2 separate regions of the Mus musculus genome follow, and region 2 is linked to region 1. A link is a loop called in an ENCODE intact Hi-C map of the cell type or tissue named here. Cell type or tissue: left cerebral cortex. All regions are shown on one strand. Region 1 overlaps Lrrc8d (leucine rich repeat containing 8D). Region 2 has its middle 55 kb from the start of Zfp326.

Evidence for each region. Peaks named below come from ENCODE experiments on the same cell type or tissue, not always from the same donor. Only the 100,000 strongest peaks of a DNase experiment are listed, where the experiment ranks them.
Region 2: it touches region 1 in a loop (1.8-fold over the local background); 2 of 42 quality-filtered maps call a loop at or near these places.

What each region holds. Positions count from the first base shown.
Region 1 is chr5:105,747,431-105,755,430 of GRCm38, reverse strand. All of the region lies in intron 2 of Lrrc8d (leucine rich repeat containing 8D), which reads right to left. Among named protein-coding and RNA genes, the nearest start is that of Gm42166, 47 kb to the right of the region's middle. In left cerebral cortex, no CTCF peak of the experiment used is centred here; a DNase peak (open chromatin) is centred at 4,358; H3K27ac peaks cover 232 bases.
Region 2 is chr5:105,817,227-105,825,226 of GRCm38, reverse strand. No RefSeq gene overlaps it. Among named protein-coding and RNA genes, the nearest start is that of Zfp326, 55 kb to the left of the region's middle. In left cerebral cortex, no CTCF peak of the experiment used is centred here; DNase peaks (open chromatin) are centred at 2,019, 3,641, 6,375 and 7,732.

The DNA.
Region 1 (8,000 bases):
ACTTACAGTAGTAGGTTCTCGGCTTTCACAATGTAGACCACACACACACACACACACACACACACACACACACACACACACACACAATCTCTTGAGGGAGATGGAACTTAAGATACAAGGAAGAAAAGGGAGAAAGCTAGGTTAACGTGAAAGAGTGGAGGGAGGGCAGAGGCACAGACTGGAAGAGCCTAGGTAGGATCTGTAAGGTTTCAGGTGAGCGTGTGTGTGTGTGTGTGTGTGTGTGTGTGTGTGTGTGTGTGTGTGTGTGTGTATCTGTGTGTGTGTCTGTCTGTGTGTGTGTGTGTGTGTGTGTGGCGGGGGAGGGGCAACAGCTTCAGACTGGAGACACAGGCAGGGACTTCCTCAGACAAGGCCTCGTGTGAGGACACTGTTTTCTTAAGAAATCTGAGGGCAAAGATAAACACTGAGGGCTCGGGCAGGTGGCTGCCTATCAGCTCCAGTGTCTGTAGGGCACTGGAGGTCAGAGACACGGAGACCATCGGCATAGGGACCACAGCTCCGGGAGGACTTGATGGGGGCCTTAAATGGAGTCAGCACATGAGGAACATCCAAGGATATCGGATGGAGCTTAAAACTTCCATGACTGGGGAAAAGGCTTCCTCCGTAAAGTGCTCCAGACCTGAACTGTATCCTCAGAGCAACATAAAAAGGCTTGGGCTTGCTTCATCCTAGCACTAGGGAGAAGGACACAGACAGATCCTTGGTACTCACAGGCCATCAGCCTACCTGCTTGGGAAGCTCCAAGCCAGTGAGAGATTCTGTCTCAAAAACCAAGGTGAAGTACATTTGAAGACACACACATGTAGACATCTGCCTACGACATGTACACACACACACACACACACACACACACACACACACACACACACATGTATGCTCATATACTCAGTTTAAAATGAGACTTGGGGCAGACTCCTGGCAGGTGGGGTTTAAATGGGAAGCAGCTCTTACGGAAACGTCCTCTGCAGTGGGAGAACTGCAGATCCTTGTAAGCCACCTGCACTCAAAGGCTGCTTTGTGCAAGTTATTTGGAGAAGAAAAAAAAAAAAGAGTATTTTTGTTTTCCTTGCAATTTCATACCTCTGCAACTATTATGAACGGGGTTTTAAAAATCAAAAATACTACTGACTTGCATAATCACACCCAGAGGCGGCAATATTCAAAACAAGTCTGTGTTCTTTCTGGAAAGTCCTGGTTCAAAGACAAAAAAACAGAACAGAAGAATCTTTTGATCCTCATGTATTGACATGTGGCTCCAACACAAACCCAGGCTTTCAGACCTTTCTTTGATGGGACAACGGGAAGAACTGAAGGCAGTTAACTCAAGAGGCTTTGTCTCCAAAAAACAGAGAATTAAATACCAAACAAGCTGGGGGGCTCAAGTTCAAGGCGGCGTGCACCTGGCAGAATTGAACCCTGAATAAAACCTCTCTATGCAAAATTACAGTTTTCTAAGAAGAAACGACCCTGAAAAATTTTTCCCATGACCCATCCCCTCAAGAACATTTTTTTTAATATTTCAAAAATTCGCAGAAACCGGAACAAAGCAGTTTTAAAATCTCAAAGGGTCAGAGCTGGCTGGGATTGGTTTAAGAATGCATAATACATGAAAGACACCGAGGCTCTCTTCATAAACACAGCATCTTCATACCAAAGTGCAGAAAAACAAGGGGAAAAAATTAAACTAACACAGACCCCAGAAAACATCACATGAACAGAGATTCATGTCTGGCCTGGTCTGTAACAGACATTTCTCAAATGGACAGGCTTAGTCTTCGTGGGCTAAGTAAAAGAAGAAGAGAAAGGAAATAGGGTCATTCTAAAAACCAATAGCAGCGAGAGACAGGAGACCTTCAATAATAATCCAGGTATCCAGATTACAAATTAGGCAGGCAGGCAGGCAAGAGCCCCGGAGGCTATTCTCGCCCTCGGCACCCCCCACACACATACATACACCTATTTACACACTGCACCCTGCGATGCAATTTCTCTCAATTGCTTCATCTCCTATATTTTCATTAAATGAGTATTTATTATGTTGCTGCAAAAAAGAACCAAATGAAAATTCTTATTTTGAAACAGCAAACTTTTATGAAAACCAAAAAGAAACATGGCTTCAAATATGTCACCCATGAAATCATAGGAAAAAAACAGCTTAGCCAGTAGAAGGCAGGAGTAGGAAGGCTGGCTCCAGGACCTTCCAGGCCACACCCGCTTCCTCATGACAGACAGTAAAGACTGTTAAAGAGGGCAGAAATTACAAGGGGGCTCAGGCTCTAGAACTCTTTCGGGATCTCCTCCAGTTGGAGCAACAAGTTGCTACAATGTACCTGTTAGTTTGCTTCCTTCTGGGTTTCTGAATCGACCCCACCATGCGGTTAGGTGAGTGAATGTAAGGGCCACAAGAAATTTGGCTTTAGCAATGACAGAAAATTCAAAAAAAAAAAAAAGTATCCATTCCTGTGACGGTTTCGGTGGATCTGAACGTGCCCATTTTGTACTGCATTTGCAGTACATAGGCTGTCTGTCACACTGTGCAAGGCCAGCAACCACTGACTGAAACGCCCCTCAGCGGCTGTCATGTTATGAACTGCAGTGTCTCTACTGTGCACACATGGAGCTGTCTGCCCTTACAGAGACAATGCTGGAGGCACAGAAGCCAGCTGGGACTTCTCGTATTTCCTACCATCACTCAGCATGTATCACCCTCATCTATCTTTGAATGTTATCCTGTTAGAATGTTAGGTTTTAAAAATGGCTGTTCCCGCCGGGCGGTGGTGGCGCACACCTTTAATCCCAGTACTTGGGAGGCAGAGGCAGGCGGATTTCTTTTTTTTTTTTTTAATTTTTATTTTTTTAAAGATTTATTTATTTATTATATGTAAGTGCATTGTAGCTGTCTTCAGACATTCCAGAAGAGGGAGTCAGATCTCCTTACGGATGGTTGTGAGCCACCATGTGGTTGCTGGGATTTGAACTCTGGACCTTCGGAAGAGCAGTCGGGTGCTCTTACCCACTGAGCCATCTCACCAGCCCCAGGTGGATTTCTGAGTTTGAGGCCAGCCTGTTCTACAAAGTGAGTTCCAGGACAGCCAGGGCTACACAGAGGAACCCTGTCTCGAAAAACAAAACAAAAACAAAACAAAACAAAATAAAAATGGCTGTTTCCAGCTTGAGTTTTATTAAGACCGTCACGTGGATTTTCGTTTGGAATTAGGACAGAATATCCAAGAATCTCTGAAATGTCCTTAAGCAACACTGTCACTTTGAGGTACATATTCTTGAAAAGCAAGTATTAATCTCAAAATAGTAACAGACTGTGGAAAAAAGCATTCAGGGAAAGGGGTGCAGGATCAGAAACTTCAGCATCCCAAAGCCATGTGGAAGGGGTAACTGCACAGAGCTTTATAGATCCGCCAAAGGCACCCGCACTTTCCCCGTTCATCAGAAGGGCTAAGGCTTAGGGGTCCGTTTCCTTTCTCTCTGTTCCTCACCTGCCTTCCCGCAGAAGATCATCTGTGGCGGATGAGGTTCTCCAATGTAACTTCAAAAGGAAAAATGAGGAGTATTGAAAGAATTTCAAAGAAAATCTAATCGAACAACTGTAAACAAACTGCTATGGGTAGAGGAGGGCAGACACCTTTAACCCCTAAGAGGCAGGTGGGTTTCTGAATTTGAGGCTAGCCTGGTCTACAGAGTAAGACTGTATCTCAAAAGTAAAAGCCAAATAACTGGAGTTGTCCAGCAAAGTAAGGAAAGCGTTCTGGAGTTGGGAACTCACAGGGAAAGGAGAGGGAGGGGAGGCTAGCTTGTCTGTCAATCATTTCACGAGGGAGGGACAGACAAGCTAGAGCCAAATCTGTGTTAATCTTTTAAGTTTTGCTGGGCAGTGGTGGCGCACGCCTTTAATCCCAGCACTTGGGAGGCAGAGGCAGATGGATTTCTGAATTCGAGGCCAGCCTGGTCTACAGAGTGAGTTCCAGGACAGCCAAGGCTACAGAGAGAAACCCTGTCTCGAAAAAACAAACAAACAAATAAAACCAAAGGAAAAAAATCTTTTAAGTTTTACCATAAAAGCTTTAATTCATAATGTTTCTGACTAAAGAGAGATTAAAGGAGGCAGAGGTTCTGATGTCTTCTAGAAAAGCTTAAATTGCACGTTTCTGGTGGGGTATAGGCCTGCCTGAAGCACCGCGTCTGTAAGTTTGACTGCCCACCATCAGTGCACAAATGGAAAGTTTGGCTAATGAGTGACCCCAATGTGCTGGGCTCGTCCACAAAGCAAGACTAAAACTTGGGAGACTATATATTTAGAAGCTGTAAAACGTCTGCTCTTCCAAATACACGAATTATGAGTTAACACTGAAAATGGCAAAGAAGTCTAATTCTGAAACTACCTAAAATATCTTATTTTATTGCGCTGGATGTGAATGAAGTTTTTATAAAAAGAATATTAAAGTCACTATTCTGGATACAATCTGGAGGACCTGCCACCCTTCCGCCGAGGTCATCTCAGTCATTTCAGAATTTCTCACTCTGGTTTTCACAATGTGCTATTCCACTTACATCTAGGGCTCACACTGGGCGAATGTGGCAATTTGGACCACAAGATGTCTTCCTTCAAAGAGCAAAGGATTAGAACAGGCAGGGAGGCAACCATGAGGTAGCCCATGAAAGACTACTCTGAAATGAGCGCCTGCCAATCTTCTCCCCAGAGTGGTCATTAAAGCATTACCTTCGCATATACAAAAGCAAAGCCATCAAGCTCTTGCTCTTTGGTTGTGAGAGCTCTCTGCAGATTATTCTCTTCCTCTGCATTTAACATAACAACAGGTCATTTTCCCCTCACTCACAGCCCATCACAGCTGCAAACAGCAGGTTAAAAACAGGGGAGAAACCAATGACAGCACAGCCTCACAGCCCCAAAGGTAAACTGAGGCAGGAGCAAGGCCTAGAACCCTCTCCCGTATCCCTCTGGTAATTCAACCCTCCCACAAATGCTATCTCTATTCAGGACCGAGTATGAAAACGAAGTCAAATTCACTCCCCTTACCCTCAATATCTACCGAATGGTATGAGAGGATTTTATTACAAATAACAAAACCTCGTTAACATTTCAATATTCTCTTGAAGTATCCCAAGGGCTCATATACCTGTAAAACATCTGCTGTAAAGTATTTTACTGGAAAATGGTGCCATTTTGCTCACAATCCCTTGAATAGCAATTATCCATATATGTAAGCCCAGGCTATAGGTATAGTATGTAGCTGTCTGTCACGGATGAGGCCTTAGAGTCAATCTGCAATACTTCAAAAACAGTAACAATGGCAGTAAACGGAGACCATCAATCTATTGGTATTACACCATGCTAACTTCCCCAAACCTGAGTTTGGATTTGTCTTCTATTAGGAACCCAAATAAATCCAGAAGGGAGAATAAACACACACACAATGGCAGCCATCATGATTTTCTCAAATATTTTTATTTTCCTACTATCTAGACAGCCTTATATTAGTCATTACCAGCCATGCCTTTCACAGGTGATGCCCCCAAACCTGACTCCTTCAGCAGGTTCATGTCCCACCAACCCAAGAGCTGCACATTTATAAACAAAACTAAACAGTTAGACATTGTATGTGAAAGGTTACGTTTTTAAGGCAGCAAACGTTATCATTCTCGGCTCTCATTATTTTTCAAAAGACGGGAAAGAGTCACAAGGCAGTTCTGTGCCATTCTGAGAGAGAGAGGGAGAGAGGGAGGTAGAGGGAGAGAGGGAGAGACAGAGACAGACAGACAGACAGACAGACAGATCTGCGAAGAGTGCACAGATTCCCACAGCCTACTGGGCTCCTTCTCACTATATAGACTGAGAAGGAACAGGAGTGATAACAACGAGAGGCAACCAACTCTGTCATCTTCCTGTCCAGAAAGTGGAGGTGGCCTGAGACCCTGTGCGCACCCCACATGCCAAAGGCAGGGCGTATATTTAGAGCCAAGCAGAGTCTCAGTTTACTTGATTCTGGTTTACCTCGTCTTCTCAAAGTGAAATGAATCTGGTTCATTCTGGTAATAAATGTGACACTGATTATGTCTAAAACTCCGATAATACAGGAAGCTTTTTTTTTTTTTTTTTTTTTTAAAGCAGAAGTCTAGAGGGCTAGAGAGATGGCTCCGGTTGTTCAGAGAGGAGATTTCTCTTGCCAAGGAACAGGGTTCAGTTCCCAGCACCCATGTTGGGCAACACCTGCAACTTCAGAGCCTGGGGATGTGACATCTCTGGTCTTCCAGGGCATCAGCATTCACATGCATATATATATATGAGATATATTTTTATATATTATAATATACTTATATACAATATACCATGTATTATTATGCAATATATAATATGTATTATATAATATGATATACGTGTATGTATGTGTGTATATATACATATATATATATATATACACACATACATAAAATTAAAAGTGAAAATAAATCTAAGAACTATCTATCATCTTACCACCAAGCAACAATATTCTTACTATATTCATGGACAGCTTTTTAATTTTATTCTATGCATTATCACATATGTAATTGTCTTTATGTATTTATGCATTCTATGTATATGAGTGTTCTACTTTCAGAAGAGGGAATCAGATTCCATTACAGGTAGCTGTGAGCCACCATGTGGTTGCTGGTCAACTCAGGTCCTCTGGAAGAGCAGTCAGTGCTCTTAATCACTGAGACAGCTCTCCAGCCCCCAATTTTATTTTATTTTATTTTATTTATTTATTTTAAAGCAGAAGTTAGTCAGGCGGTGGTGACACGTGCCTTTAATCCCAGCACTCGGGAAGCAGAAGAATCTATGAGTTTAAGGCTAGCCTGGTCTACAGAGTGAGTTCTAGGACAGCCAGGGCTACAAGGAGAAACCCTGTCTCAAAAAACAAACAAAGCAGAAGTTGATGGCCAGCAAGATGGTGCAGTAGGGACAGCACTTGCTACATGAGCCTGATGACCTGAGTTTGCGCTGCAGAACTTGTGTGAAGGTCTAAGAAGAGAACCGACTCTAAATGATCACCCTGACTCTCATCCATGCACCGGGGCATACATGTGTGCATATGCACTTGTGCGCAATGAGAGTACCCTGTGAGAATGAGCATGCGTATGTGACATGAGTGAAAGACCCTAATGCATTAAACCAATCAACAGAAGAGACTTCCACCAGTCAGGCTGAGGGGAATGGCAAGGCCTGCTCCAACTACAGATGTTGACGGTTTTCAGAGAAGTACCAACCCTCCTCCTCCTCCTCCTCCTCCAGGAGGACTAAAGCTTAAGACTGCTCCTCTCCAGGGACCCTCTGGAGATGAGCTAACCTCATCCTCCTTCAGCTTATATTAACAACTACTGAGTTTCTGGGCTGCTAATGAATCTCCATCAAGAACGCAGGGCCCGCCAGATCCCAGCTTTTCTGTACATGTGTGTGTCCGTCATTCCCTGGTCCCAGTCAGGTCAATCCTAAAGCTGTGCATGTCCCTGATAATAATGAGGAGGAGGAGGGGAGGAAGTAGGGGAGGAAGAAGAGGAAGAGGAAGAGGAAGAGGGAGAATTATTATTATTATTATCATTAAGGTGGTGGCGTCAGTTATAAACTCTAAAGTAATCACTAAGTGCTTTTTAAAAGAAAGTATGGTTAAGTATGGCCATGTGTGTTTGTAATCCCAGAGACAGTCAGAACAGAGGACTGTGAGAGTGAGCAGAGGCCTGAGGACTGAGAGTGAGCACCCACCTGAGGACTGAGAGTGAGCACCCACCTGAGAACTGAGAGTAAGCACCCACCTGAGAACTGAGAGTAAGCACCCACCTGAGAACTGAGAGTAAGCACCCACTTGAGGACTGAGAGTAAGCACTCACTTGAGGAACAAGAGTAAGCACCCACTTGAGGACTGAGAGTGAGCAGACACCCACCTGAGGACTGAGAGTGAACAGACACC
Region 2 (8,000 bases), 70 kb before region 1:
CCTTAGAAATGTGTCTTGGGGCCTTTGGCCAGATGGACCACTGGGCCTGACCCAAGTTTGGAGTACTAATTATAAATAATCATAACCAACTAAAGAGGGTTCTTAACATTTCAGTGTGTGACAGCCCCACTGTGCTAAGCAACATAAACAAACCGATAAGGGTGAAGCACTTGTCTGTGTGAGCAAGGCTGGGTCAGGCCTTCCTGCCCAGGGTGCATTCCCTCTCCTAGTCCAGTCTGTTCCAGTTGCCCTGCCCCTCCAGGTTTATGTTTGCTAATAGATATGAATCGTATCTCAAAACATGCTTAAAAGCTGCTTGCTTATCTTAAGCACTGGCTGTATATCGCTCTGAGGGGGGTTTTCATGCTAATGCATTTTTATCTTCCCGATATGCTATGAGGCCTTTAACACCATCAGGTTCGTTTTACAGGCAATGAAGCAAAACTCACCTTGTTGAGCGATGATATTCTAGGAGGCAGTTGCAGTAACCTAACCCTGACCACCGTGCCTGTGGCTTCTCAGAGCACCTGTGGCAGGTGGTTATACTGTTGGGAAGAGGCCACTTATTCACAAGGAATAAAGTCTGAGGCCAAGAATATTAATTTAGCATTGCAGCCACTTCAAACTCAGTAGGAGCGGGGTACCTTAGTACCTCTGTGATCTGTGGACGGAGCACACAGTGTCTGCCATGCTTGTCACTCAGGCTGCTGGGAGACACCACCCAAGGGATGCGTCACTGGCTAATTTTATTCTGCAAATGGCAGAATAAGTGTTTACAACATTTGAAAACATTCCCGCCCCTTTCCCGGCTTCCTCGGAGTTCCTTCCTCAGGTCTTGGCCACTGTTGACTCTAATTTTAGTTGTGGCAAGTGGGGGAAATCTCCTGGTAATAGTGACTATATGTGAGCTGCGCTGTGTTATCTTCTCACAGTTTCTCTCACTTTTATAAGGAGGTCAAAAATAGCATACAGATCACATACTACACATACTTGCACACACAACACACACATGTATACACTCCACACACTCATACACACACCTTACACCACACACACCACACACATAACACACACTCTCATACACATACCATACACATACACACACCATACACACTCATACACACATACACACACATACCTACACACACCACACACATACTCACATACACATTCTACACACATACCACACACATACATATGCATTACACATACACATAGCACACACATATGCACACATACCACACAAACACATATACACACACATACCACACACATGCACACACATCACACACAGATACTAACACACAGATTCCACCCACACACTCATACATACACTCTTACATACATACCACATGCACACACATAGACACTAACACACACACACACAGATTCTACCCCTCCACACCACCCCCACACCCTCATACACACACACACACACACTCACATACAGAGACACCACACATACTCTCACACATAGACACACACACACACACACACACACACACACACACACACACACAGATTCTACCCCTCCACACCACCCCCACACCCTCATACACACACACACACACTCACATACAGTCACCACACATACTCTCACATATAGACACACACACACACACACACACACACACACACACACACACACCACACCCCTCCTGGAGGCTCTGAGATTCACATCTGTCAGGAGCACATTCATCAGCAGGACTGAGAACTACAAGGTAATCTCCTGAACTTCCTTCATCTCTATTCTAAGCAGTTCATCCACAGGAGCCCGGCCCCTTCCTCTGCACAGACCACACATGTCTGCCTTCTGCCGTGTCCCAGATGGCAACTATGGTGACTGCCCAGAAGAAAAGAAAGCAATGCAGTAAGAATAAAGGTCAGAACAGAGTAGCTGCCTGGCGCTGCCTGGGCTGTGACAGCCTGGGAATCCGCGCTGAAATGCCATGCCTCAGAGAAAAGCCACATCTGCCCCAAGGGCCTTGCAAATGATCCAGCACTTGCCTGCTCCCACCTCTCTGGATCTCCTGAATGCCACCCTGCACCACGCAGACTCTCACTGAATAGTTCCGACAGAGTGCCCTCATTTCTGAGTAAGCACGGCACGCCTTTAGCATTTAACGAGGGAACATGACTGCGTACCTTGGGTGGGTTGCCCTTTCCTAACAAGTACTGCAAGGACAGATGTGGAGACAAACTAAAAACATCTGACGCTAAAACTCGGGGGATCCTAGCTCAGGGCATATTTATGCAACCGGATGTTCACGCTGAATTCAGAATTGCAGACAGACAGAACTCACTCTGGTCACTGCTCTGCAGTTTGGAGCAAGGAGTGTAAAGTATGGTGTCCTGTGCAGATTGCCTAACCTCAGTTTCCCCAACTGGAAGATAGGCACAATTCCTGTTGTGCAGCTCTCTACTCAAATGAAGTAAGAAATAGTTTACTCTAAGGCAAATGGGAGTGTTTCTGTGACTCAGGCACATGGTTTCAGCTTGCCCAAGTAGCACAGCTCTGACTTGTCCTGAATAATCCTTCTCAGGGTGAAGTGGTTTCATGAGCCTTAGTCATAAATCAGAAAGTCCTAAGTCAAGATATTTACCATATACTTCAGCAGGAGCATCAGATAGATGAGTTATAGCAAACAGGGTTTTAATCTTCAAGATTTTACTATTGTGTGTGTAGTGTAGAGTGTGGTATATGCACATGTATGTGCACATGCCCCTGTCCTGTTCCATCATTCTCTGCCTTATTTCCATAAGACAGTGTGTCTCACTGAGTCTGAGGCTAGGCTCAGGTCAGTAAGTCCCATAATCCTCCTGTCTCTGGCCCCAGTGTGGAGGACTGCAGGGATGTGTGTGAACATACACAACTTTGTACACGGCTTCTGGAGACTTAAACTTAAGTCATTTTGTCTGTCTAATAAACACTCTTGCGTATGGAGTCATCTTTCCAGCCTGTTACGGAATTTTTAGATGCCATCTAACATCATTAACTTTTGGGTTGGTGGAAGACAGAGATCTACTAAGAAGAATACATTCTAAAAGTTTTAATAGAATGCTAGGTCAGACACGGAAGTGGAGAAAACGTGGCTACTAAAACTAAAGACAGTGGCCAGGCTGTGGTGGTACATTCCTTTAACCCCAGCTCTCTGGGGACAGAGGTAGGCAGATAAATCTCTGAGTTCTAGGTCAGCTTGGTCTACAGAGTAAGTTTCAGAGCAGCCAGGGCTATAAAGAAAAACCCTGTGTTTAAAAAAACAAAATAAATAAATACATAAATTAAAAAAGACCCCCTCCCCCAAAGACTAAAGACAGCCCAGATAAATTATTTCTAGATTTGCATGCAGCCTTCCAAGTCTTAGGCTTGTAGACTCTTCAGTGCCAGTGTGGCTTTTTCTGGACTTGGGTGCACTTGGGTTCACACTCATTATCCCTGGTCTGCTATGAGGAATGAATCAGAGGTCCATCTTGCAGGGTCTGTGGTGGCACACTGTAGCTTGGGTGACCCAGTCTGCTTCTAAACTTGAGCTCTAGAATCAAATCTTTTCTCACTTCAGAACCCGAGAGCAACCGATCTCACAGAGCAGCACTGGCTTAGAGATGGAAGGTGTAGGCTGGGATGCGTCAGCTACTTTACAAATGGGACAGCATGCAGTTTCCAATGAATTTCCTGCCTGCTCTGGCTAAGCTGCTGCACTGCATCTGCAGGACTGGTAGGCACTGTGCTGAAGTCATCATCGGCATCCCAAGGAAGAGAAGATGCTGATTAACCCAATCACCCTCGTGAAGGGTCAGCTCCAGGATGGCAACCAGAAAGTCGGAAGCTTCAGCTGCAGGAAGACCTGGGCAAGCTCTGGAGACGTGTCTTGAGGGAGTCTCCACGGAGAGAGCCTCTACTTGGAAGGAATTCATGGCTCTCTAGTACTTAAGTGATTTTCAAAGACAAACTGACCCTACAGAGCTTGTCATACTCCCCGCCCCTCCAGGATTCTTGTGCCTTCTGCTGAGATGTAGGCAGTTTCCCCGGGACATTCTGTGGTCAGCTGGGCCTGTGAAAAGTGTTGGGGGGTTTAGAGCTTTGTACAAGTGTGCACGCCACTGGAGCAGTTAGAGAACCTTCAAATTTCACAGTCTTGAGTATGTTAAAACTTTTTATTGTTTGAGACAGTCTTTTCAATATGCAGCCCTGGCTGGCCTGGAGCTCAGACAGATCTGCTTGCATCTGCCTCTTGAGTGCTCTTTCATGCCACCATAGCCCCCTACTACCCTTTTAATTATAATTTTAGAGCAATCAAAATGGTATATTAAATTGTTCAGACACTTAAAGGTGTGACTCTCCTTTCAGAAGCCCACAGTGGGGCTGGAGAGATACTTCTGCAGGGGTCTCTGGTTCAGTTCCCAGAACCCACACAGTGGCTCACAACTGCCTTTTAATTCCAGTGGCAGGGGATCCAACAGCCTCTTCTAGACTCCTCCAGCACCAGGAATGCATATAGTGCACAGACATACATGTAGACAAGATACTCATACTCATAAAGTAAAAAACTTTGAAAAAAAAAACAGAGACAAAAAAAGCAGCCGGCCCGCCCACCCATACTCAGGTGTGCCTTAATCTTTTCAAAGCGCAGCTTTACTGGTTCTGTAGCCAAGTCACCCAGGTGGAGCTCCCGGCTGCAGGTGGCAGGCAGTTCTAGGCTCTCTCTTGCTTTGCCACAGCTGGGCGGACATGTGTATTGCCTCCTTGGACGCAAGTCATCCACAGCAGTCTGAGTAGCCCTATGGTCGCTATGGTGATGCAAAGAGCACAAGGGCCAGCAGGAGCAAATGCAAACGTGGAAGCAGGTGTAAGCCACAAGTACCGATAAGTTCCCAAATAGCCACTTCTGGAAATGCCGACGCCAACCTCTGATCTACTTTTTAAAAGTTGTACGGAGTTGTTCTGACTATGCATGCACACACATGTGCAACAGCACACCTGTAGAGGGTGGAGAACAACTTGCAGAAGTTGGTTCTCCTACCATGGATCCCAGGGAATGACTTCAGGTCACAGACTCAGAGGCAAGCACCTGCTTTTGCCTGTCAAGCCTGGCTCTCCACACTCAGGACAATGCTCCTCAAACTTCATCACTTATTTTCAGTGCAAAGGGTCGAACCCTGCGTGTGCTAGGCAACTGGCCTACTGCTACAGCCCCCTTCCTGTGTACATTAACCTTAAAATACACACTTGAATTCAGTCTGGAAAGAGACATGAGATGCCCCCATTTCTAACTCGCTCCAGAACCAATGGGACACCCAGGACCCTCCTGCAACCACACCCTGTGCACCACCGCCCCCTTCCGGCCCAGTAACAGCTCTCAACAGAGGTTTGCTCCTCTTTTATGAAACCCTGCTCCTTGACCCCGGGTGGCTTCTACTGTGCTCCCAGGCCAGTCTGCATTCTGACCTGAATGAATTCCTATCTGTGTTTTAAACATCACACATGGGATAGCAGGTGGCATGACCCTTCCTTTAAGGCTCCATCCCATTCATTTAATTAGAATTCAACTGCGCAGCCACATTTAGTCCCACAGAGGGCTGGCAAAGAGTTTATTTTATCCATGGTTTTATTCTGTGTTCAGATTGCTAAGGGAAAATTCACAAAGAAAGAGAATGCACATCAAGGACGGCCCCGGCTTTTGTTGTAGGTGTTTATAAAAATAATCAGATTAGTACTGAGTGCTTAGCGACAGGTATAACACCGAGTGACACACTCCATTTAACCAACCCATACTCCATAAAAGGAAAAACCTATGAGGGAAACAGTGCCGCGGGTAACATCGCCTCCTGCTTGTGATACAGGGACTGAGGCTTGAGGCCCAGTAGCCTGAGCTGGGACTGGGGCAGATTTGCAGTGTAAGAATTCACTCCAGACTTAATCTAAGGAGTAAGGGAGGTACTGCCACAGTGCTAGGGTGGCATTCACCTTCAGGGGTCCCAAGGCGATAAGAACATGCAGCTGACTCCAGGTGAAGGCCCTTACAAGAAAGGGAAACTTTGTATCGGACGGTCTCATCTGTGCATTGTATTTAGCCATGTGTGACAACACACACCCAGATTTCCTACACTCATGAATCCAAGCTTGAGGCCAGCCTGACTAAATATTGTGACGTTATCAAAACCAAAACTCGTCATAAAGGAGTCTGGCGGTACACCTCGGAGGTAGAGAATGTACTTACCAGGGAGAGAGCCTGGGTCTGATCTTCAACATCGAAAACTAAAAGCAAAAGACAGCAACAAAACCCCACGAGTCAAGTAGGTCATTGGTGTCTGCTGCTCTTAAGCTCTTGTTCCAGCCTGTCCCAGTCTCCAGCAGGTACAACTCTCTAGAGAGAGCCACATCTGGCCAGGACCAGACAGGACCACTCTGTGTGGTAGTCCTAAGTTAGAGGACATTCGGGGAACTTGTTTCCACGGTTTTGTTCTTTTTATGAAAGAGCTTTTGCTTTGCCCAGCCTTTGTTTGGGGAGTTCAGCTAATAAAGGGGCCATTTTGCTGGAATGAATTACTGATGAAAGTCCTGCTGGGATTGGCAGGAGGACGGCCCTCTGGCCTCTCTTCAGCAAGGTAAATGGGCAGTCAAGGGCACTTTGGGGTTTGCTGCCATCAGCAACTTGAAGGGTTTGGTTATTATTGTTAATGTAGAAACCAGGAGAGGCAGTTACAAAAGGCACCAGAGACTTACAATAGAAAGCCCCACTTCGTACCTGAAAAGTCCGTATGTCAGGGCTTGCTGGCCACAAATTCTAAACAATGAACTCTCTCTGCCCACTCTTAGGTTACCTGACCTCCATTACTAAAATTGTGGCCCCAGTAATGACTTGAAGCTTACTTTTCTGAACTGAGAAAGCCAGTCTTGTGTTCAGGGTGGGATAGGGATAATCAGGAGAAAAGGATGTTCTCTACGACTCTGTAACTTAAACATGGAATATTTAAACACACCTTAGGGGCTTGAGATGTACGCAGAGTCCTTATCTAGCATGCACTCCACCACACCACTGAGTCTGTGAGATGCGAGGTGCTCATCTGTAGCTCTAGCACTCGGGAGGGGGAGACAGTACGAGTCCAAGTCTGAGGCCATTCTTGGCTACATTTTGAGTTAGAAGGTAGCTTGAGCCACAGAAGAGCCTGTCTCGAAGCAAAATAAAACTTCAAAGTCGTTTTTGTCAGTGGCTAAGGGTCCACTCACTGCTTGCCAAGGATGTACAAGGGCCAGATAAAACCAGTTCTTCAGATGGGAGCTCAAGAGATGTTGGAGAAAGACAAAACACTGTTAAGCCAAAACATGTCTGACTTGCTTTCCCCATGTCTGGTGTGTACAACACTAACACACTGTCACAAGGATTCACAGACTCACAAGACACCGAGGGCCAGTTTCCTTCTGTTTGACTGAGACGCCACAGCCCAGTGTGACCGAAGTCTTTAGATGAATCAGCATTTTGCAGTTAAGTCTTCCCTCAGAATGTTGCTGTTTGCAAACAGTGCCATGGGAGGTGGCATTTAAATCAATTGACGGTGAGCTCTTGCGAATTCAGGGGCATTATTAAGAGCTGATAAAGTTAATAGAAACTGGGTAAGAGAAAGGTACCCCTTGCTACTGTTTGAGGGCATCTAGCGCCCATCAGTTCTGAGTGATTAGGCAGCAGATGCCTGGGGCAGAGAGGCCAGTGCCCAGCTTCGGATATTGTGCTGATTACAGTCTCTGTAGACTGGCTCTTTGCTGAAAGGCAAGCCAGCCATGGCATCCTGCCATTTCTGCTATTTACAGTTAGCACAGAGAACTGGAGAGATAGGCCAGTCACTGAAATGTTTACTATGCAACCCCGAGGCCCACAGGTCAGATCCACAGCACCCACAGAAACTGACCATGGTGGCATGCTCTGGGGGACAGTGACAAGCGGGTCCCTGGAGTTCACTGGCCAACCAGCTTAGCCTAAAGCATGAGTTCCAGGTTCAGCAAG